Regions from separate parts of the Homo sapiens genome. Here region 1 is linked to region 2. Evidence: chromatin contacts called from ENCODE Hi-C or POLR2A ChIA-PET data. All regions are on one chromosome and are shown on one strand. Each heading gives the region's core, a stretch centred on a gene start or an enhancer-like site at or near the end of the contact. The rest is flanking DNA. Distances are from core to core; before and after follow the strand shown.

Region 1 (2,954 bases), core at 455-2,954, 380 kb before region 2:
GAGTGTCTCCAGCTGCTGGGCAGTAGTCACGGGCTCTCAGCTGATGGTTGCCCAGGGCACAGATGCCAGTCATGTGGGGATGGCCGGGACCCTTGGGGAATGTCAAGCCCGGGGGCTGAAGAAGCGGCACCAGCAGCTTAGGAATGGGGGATGTGGAGGGTGTCATCTTACCCCTACTCTGACCCCGCCCACAGCCACACTGTGCCCCAAACATGTGTCAAGTCCCCATCACTCCAACACAGACACCCACACACATGCACACCTTCCCAGTCCACCGACACACAGCCACGTGCACAGGGAAAGGCCCAGGTGCCCCCACACCTCCTTCTCTCTTGGTCCAACCTCTTCCACCCCCTCCCTCCACGGCTCACTCTTCTCCACATTAGCCATGTTTCCCAGCCCCAAAGCATCCCCAGGATCTTCTGGAAATCCTGAGGCCAATGGCCTGGTTCTCCCTGGAGACGGGGGGATTTCATGTGCCCGAGCCATCCTGGCCCTCCAGAGGCCAATCTCTTCCCTGAATCTGACCCCAGCCTCCCCAGCTCTCCCGCACCACACACTGGCCTCCTCCCATGGGCTGCCTGGAGAGAGGACACCCTCCTGCATCTGGCCTCATCTCCCCACTGCTGAACCTACCAGCACATCCTGGTGCTGCCTGCTCTGGTGATAACTTCCAGAGACTGGGGTCTACCATAGAAAACTTTGGTGGACTCTCAGCAGGGAGAAGATGCAAAAACTGCACATTCAGGAGTCAGCCCAGCCTGGGCCACCTCACAGTCAAAACACAGCCTCAGACGGAGTCCTGACCCCAGCCCAGCCCCAGATGGAGCCATGACACTAGTTAGAGATTGTCCATCAGAATTCGGTGATAGCCTGAGGCCTTGACCCCACCCTAAGCCTGAGGCCTGACCCTGACCCTGACCCCTCCTTCAGCTCGATTCTAAATCTAAAATGACACTTATGAGCCTTGATCTTGGTCACAAACTGGACCCTGATCCTGAAACCAAAAATGAATATTTACTCTGCAGACCCCAGAGTGAACCATTATCCTAAGTCCAGAATGAACGCTTACCCTATCTCTGACTCTGTCTATAAACTGAGCCCTGTTCCAAATCCTACATAGCCCTGATCCTAACCCTACACCGAACCCTTAACCTGGCTCAAGCCTAAGCCCTGATCTTGACTTCAGACTGAGCCTTCGCCCTCTCCCAGAATGAACGAAAGTTCACAGATGAGCCCTGGTTTCGATCACAGCCTGAGCCCTTGCCCTGGCTATAGCCTGAGTCCCCACTCTAAGCCAATCCTCTCAGCAAACTCTGCCCTCCGTCATATAAGGGATGGTCCCCACTGGTTTCCCAGGACAGAAATTCCTAGCTGAAGCCCAGGAGGATCTGGATAACGTTCCACCTTATGGCCACGTTATAGGGCCCACATTATAGCCTCTGTTATGTGGCAGGAGGGCAGGGACAATCATGCCCATTTTACAAGTGAGGAAACCAATTCTCAGGGAGGCTTAACTTGTTCCATATGGTTCCAATGAGTAGAACTGGAACCAAAGGGTAGAAGCTGCAGGGAGACAGAGTTCAGAAAGAACTTCCCAAACGCCTGGGCTGGGCAAGGACAGAGCAAGCCATGTGAGGAGTGAGCTCCATGTCACTGGAGCTGTGCCAGCGGGGGCGGGTGACTTCTTGGCTGGTGCTACAGAGAGACCTACAGGAAGTTGCAGGGAGAGGCCACAGCCTCAGAGGGCCCCTCCAGCCCTGAGATGCTGACGGGACTGCATGACCCATTCAGGTGCTCTGAGCTCTTCCCTACAACCTGGACATAGCCCTAGATACAGCCCAGACTGCCAGATCTGGAAGGACCCTACAGCCCATTACCTGAAGAGGGAGACACCCACAGGCCCAGAGATGGCGAACAACTTGGGAGCCCTTGGCAGAACCAGGTGGTACCAGGGCCCACCTTCCCCTACTGAGGTTCTTTTTCAGCTCCTGCCCCCGCATCTGGACCAGGCCCAGCTGGGAGACAGACCCCCAAGAGCCAAGCTGACATTGAGCATGATCACTCTGGGGGCAGTTCAGGGTTTTCTGTCCTAGTGTGAGCCCCCTATTCCACCCGAGGCTCAGACGCACAGACCCAGGACTAGGAAGGGCACGTCATCATTTCCAAAACCCCCAGAGGAGCCTTTCTTCCCCAGCACACCAGTTTTGCAGGCTTTAGGCACCCAGACCTAGAGAGGCTGCCTTGGGTGGCACAGCAAGCCCAGGGCACATGAGGATGCAGACCCCAGACCCTGGCACGTGCCCCGCTCAGGCACGGCCCCACAGCTGCCTCAGGAGGGCTGGAGAGTGGTGGGGGGACCTGGTGCCAGGCAGCAGAGGCTGGGGTGGGGGGCTGGCTGGCCCCTTGCGCTGCCCCCCGGCACCCCGGCCTGGCTCCATCTCTCCCGGCCGCCCAGCTGCCGGCACATCCGCCCAGGCCCAGACATCAATCCACACCAGGCCCTTGCTCTGCTCTTTCTTTTCTGCCCTCCTCTTCCCTCCCCAGCTTGTATCTTTTTTTTTTTCCTTCTCTCTCTCTCTCTATTCCAACATGTCATTACAGTAGAAACAAAAAGCGCGGGGACAATGCGGGCATTGACGGCGGCCCCCTCCCGCCCCCTCCCCCCGCGGTGCGTGCCAGCACTCTTTCCACCCGCCCAGGGCTGGAACCGCTGCCAAAGGAGCCCTGCTCATAAACAAGAGGAACCAGATAAACCAGGAACACAATAGAGGGATTTGTTGCACTTAGAATGGTGGGAACAATGTCAACGTCGCGCGCAGCTGCTTCTAAGCCCCCACCCCACCAAGTCCTGCCAAGCAGCCCCCTCGCCCCTAAGCCCCTCTGATTTATGAAAGGTCAGAGGGCATCATGGCTAAAGGGCCCCTTCCTCACATCCCTCGTTAACCCTTCGG
Region 2 (3,328 bases), core at 829-3,328:
TGCGCACTGATTGGACAGAGAAGTTCAGGTGCTGTCAGAAGCCTGGCCTTGGCTTATGGGAACTGGTGCACAGGGAAGTGGGGTAAAGGTGATGGGGAAGGTATAGGGCCTCTTGAGTGCAGTGCCAGAGGGGCCTTGGAACAGAGCAGTCTCCATGCCCTTGGTGCCAGACACTCAGACTGGCAAGGAAACCCCAGCCCCGACCTTGCTTCCCCATTGGATGGAAGTCTCCTGCTCAGGCCCCTCCTTCCCGGGACCCCCCACTCACCACCCGCTTGTCCATGTCTGCCCCGCTCTGGCCCTGCAGACAGGCCTGCAGCCGCTTGTGGATGTTGTGGGCTGCCCGCTTGGCCGGCTCCAGCCGCTGTTCTACCTGGGAAGGAGGTATGGAGGTTAAGGATCAAGAGAGGCTGTCTCCCCCTGAGCAGGAAACTTTCTCCTGTCCCCTGGGGACCCCATGGCCAACAGCTTGAGGAATGACTCAACCCAGGCCCCTACCTGGCGTCCCCGCCCCGGCCCTCTGCTCCGAGACAGCCTGCACAGGCCTGCCTTCCCACCTGCCCGGCCCAGGCACGTACCTGCAGCAGGTCCTCACCCAGGAACTCAGCGGTCTCCGGGGTGCTGCGGGGAGTGGTGGGGGGGGGGGGGAGAGTGCTTCTGCTGAGCCTGCCTGGGTTAGAACGCCCCCTACTTCCCTTCCCCGCAGCAGGGCACCTGGACCCCAGTGCTTCCACTGTCCCTCCCAGCTGAGGCCTGCCCTGGGTGGCCCAGTTGCTTCATCCCAGTCGGAGCACATTCCATGGGGGTGGGAATAGGATACATGGGTTTTTCCTCCTCCACCCAGGGCTGTGTCCTGAGAGAGGGCGGACAGATGAAACTAAAGGGGAGGCTGAGAGACCCACCCGGGGCCCAGCTTTGGGACACAGAAGCCTCTTTTCTGCCCACTCCCAAATCCTCAGCCCACCCCGGGATGAGGAGTATTAGCTGGCCCCAAGAACGGGAAGTGCAGGAGCTCAGACTCCTAGGCACAGTCACACAGCACTCTGGACTACAGCTGTGGGCAGGGGTGCACAGGCCCTTGGCCCCCACCTGGGGACACATGGGGGATGCCAAGGCCCACTGCAAGGTGGTCTGACTGTCCAGGCTATGTAGGCATCTGTGCCAGTGTGAGACTAGAACCAGGTCTCTGGACACCCAGTCCCCTCCCTGGACCCAGAGAATGGGGAACTCCTGAGGCTGGGGGAAGAGGAGCAGAGAAGACAGGCTCTGAGAGGCTCCCCAAACTTCCGGCCTCCGTGCCACCGGCTCAGAGGCTGGGGGTGGGAGCTGGGAGACCTGGGGATATTTCCACCTGAGTCCAGGAAAAGCAGAAACGAGACAGAAGCAGGAGGCCCCTGGGCTGGGGGGAGGGGGAGGGGGAGGGACGCTGCAGGCCAGGGGCAGGCCCCTCCTCCCACCAGGCCAGGACCCATCTCCTCCCCTCGCCCCAGGTCTGTGGCCCTAATCGACCCTCCTCCCTCCCCGGCCCAGCAAGCAGAGGTGGTGAACTGTCCCATTGTCCAGAGGGGACAAGTGAGGTCAGGAGGACCATCCACTTAGAGACTCGTGGAGGCAGAGAAGTCCCAGCGTCCTAGGGCAGAGAGCATTCTCCCGCCTGAAGCCCCCTCCAATCCGGTAAGGGGGGGCATCCCTTCCCCCAAAGGCCACCCTTGCTCCTCCAGCTCTGCCCGAGAGACGGGGGCGGCGTTCAGAGAGGAGGAAGAGAGAGCAGGAGTCTGGCCGCTCAGAGGGTGGCTGCCCAGCTGTCCCCAGCCTCCCCCACCCCCGTCTCCCCCGACCCTTTTACGACCCCTCAAGTCCTGCCGGGGTAAGAGTGGGGCTGGAAGCGGGTGACACTCACCGTCCCAAGCTGCCCGTCTGGGCCAGCTGCCGCATGCGGTGCAGCTGCCTCTTCATCATCTTGGGGGCGAGCTGGGGGCTGCGGGGTCACGGCGGGGGTCGCGGGCCCGGGGAGCCCCCGGTCCAGCCTGCCTCTCCTGCGGCGCGGCTCTTGCCCCGGATGGGTGGGCGGCGCTCTCGCTTCCTGGGCCGCCGCGCGGCTCTTGCTGGCGGCCGGCTCTCTCCTCCCCCGCTCACGACTCCGCCCCCGGCCCCCAGGTCACTCCTCTCTCCAAGTTGGTTTCCTCGCTCTTCCCCGGCTTCCGGGCCCCCGGGCGACCCCCGGCCGGGCCCCCGCTGCTGTGTGTCCGCCGGCCGCGGCCGTCCACAGGTTGTGCCCGGCTCCTCCTCCCCGCAGCGCCCCGCCCAGCCCCGGTGGCGGGAAGCAGGTAAGCCCATTCCTGCCCCTGCGCCCGCAACCCGCCCCAGGCGGGGTGCCTGCCCCACCCGCAGCCTGCAGACCCGAAGTATAAATAACCTTTGCATCCCTCGCAAAGAGGAAAGGGTACCAAGCGAAAGAGGGGTAGGCCTTTCTGACCTGTCCTGGCCTCTCTGGGCCTGCCGCGGATACTGCCTTGCACTCTCTTCCGCAGAGGACCTCTGGCCCCCTGGAACTAAACCCCCCACCACTGGATGACTGGCTGGGAGCTTTGGCTTCCTGGGGCCACGGGCTGCTGTGTGGCCGTGGACAAGCCCCTGGAACTCCGGACTCGCTGTTTCTAATGGTCTGATGGGCCAGCTGTCCTGGGCCTGCCCATTCTGCAGAGTGGACAAGACACCCCTGCCAGCTCCCTTTAAGGGAGGTGCGTGCCACCCCTCAGCCACCAGGAACCCTCCCAGAGCGGTTCGCGACACCCTGTTCTCCACATCTCCTGGCAGTTTGCTCCATCTGTGAAGCCCGTCTCCTCTCATTCCTCCTGGCAAACAGCCTCAGTCCCCCTTCCTTCTTGTAGGGCAATGATGTAGGTGCTGCTCTGACTGCCCCCAAACTCAGTAGTTCTCCTCTTTGGCCCTCCACTCAACACAGAGTTAGGCATACAGTAAGTGCTCCATAACTGCTGGTTTTACAAGATGTGAGCGCCTTTAGGAAACAGTAGGCTCTCCTTACCCTGCACCCCTGTGGCATCAGGAGCCGCAGGCGTGGGGAAGAGGGGAGGGTGTGCCCCAGAGTCCTGCCACACCCTCTGCACTTTGCTTTGTTAGTTTCAGTTTAGTTTGAGACTATTTGAGCCACTACTGTGTGCCGGTGCAGACTGTGTGCCGGTGCAGACTGGGCGCCTCTCAGAGGCAGGACCTTGGCCCCACACATCTCCATACTCCCAGCACCTAGCCCAGGGCCTGGCACACTCACTGGCTGCTTCTCTCCTCCCTAATGAGGCAGGACTCATTG

Evidence for each region. Hi-C counts contacts between places; a loop is a spot of excess contacts on that map. ChIA-PET counts read pairs that join two places held with the same protein, here RNA polymerase II (POLR2A).
Region 1: a loop to region 2 is called in a map of breast epithelium, with 9 times the contacts of the local background. The contact joins the enhancer-like site here to the promoter of SH3BP1 in region 2. A Hi-C loop is called at or near these places in 1 of 168 maps with a recorded cell type or tissue (breast epithelium). POLR2A ChIA-PET finds 5 or more read pairs at or near these places in 2 of 52 experiments (H1 and HEK293).

The regions. Positions count from the first base shown.
Region 1 is chr22:38,016,446-38,019,399 of GRCh38, reverse strand. It overlaps a transcript of POLR2F not described here. Among named protein-coding and RNA genes, the nearest start is that of POLR2F-AS1, 16 kb to the left of the region's middle. Within about 2 kb of position 1,704, at least 15 of the 41 ENCODE cell types and tissues checked have a DNase peak (open chromatin) inside an H3K27ac peak, as active enhancers do; they include breast epithelium, where a contact is called at or near this core.
Region 2 is chr22:37,638,419-37,641,746 of GRCh38, reverse strand. It overlaps SH3BP1 (SH3 domain binding protein 1), which reads right to left and starts at 2,078. Exons shown (of 18, transcript NM_018957.6): 1 at 1,901-2,078; 2 at 579-621; 3 at 269-373. The coding sequence starts at 1,959. RefSeq lists silencers at 1,861-2,300, 2,331-2,480, 3,111-3,328.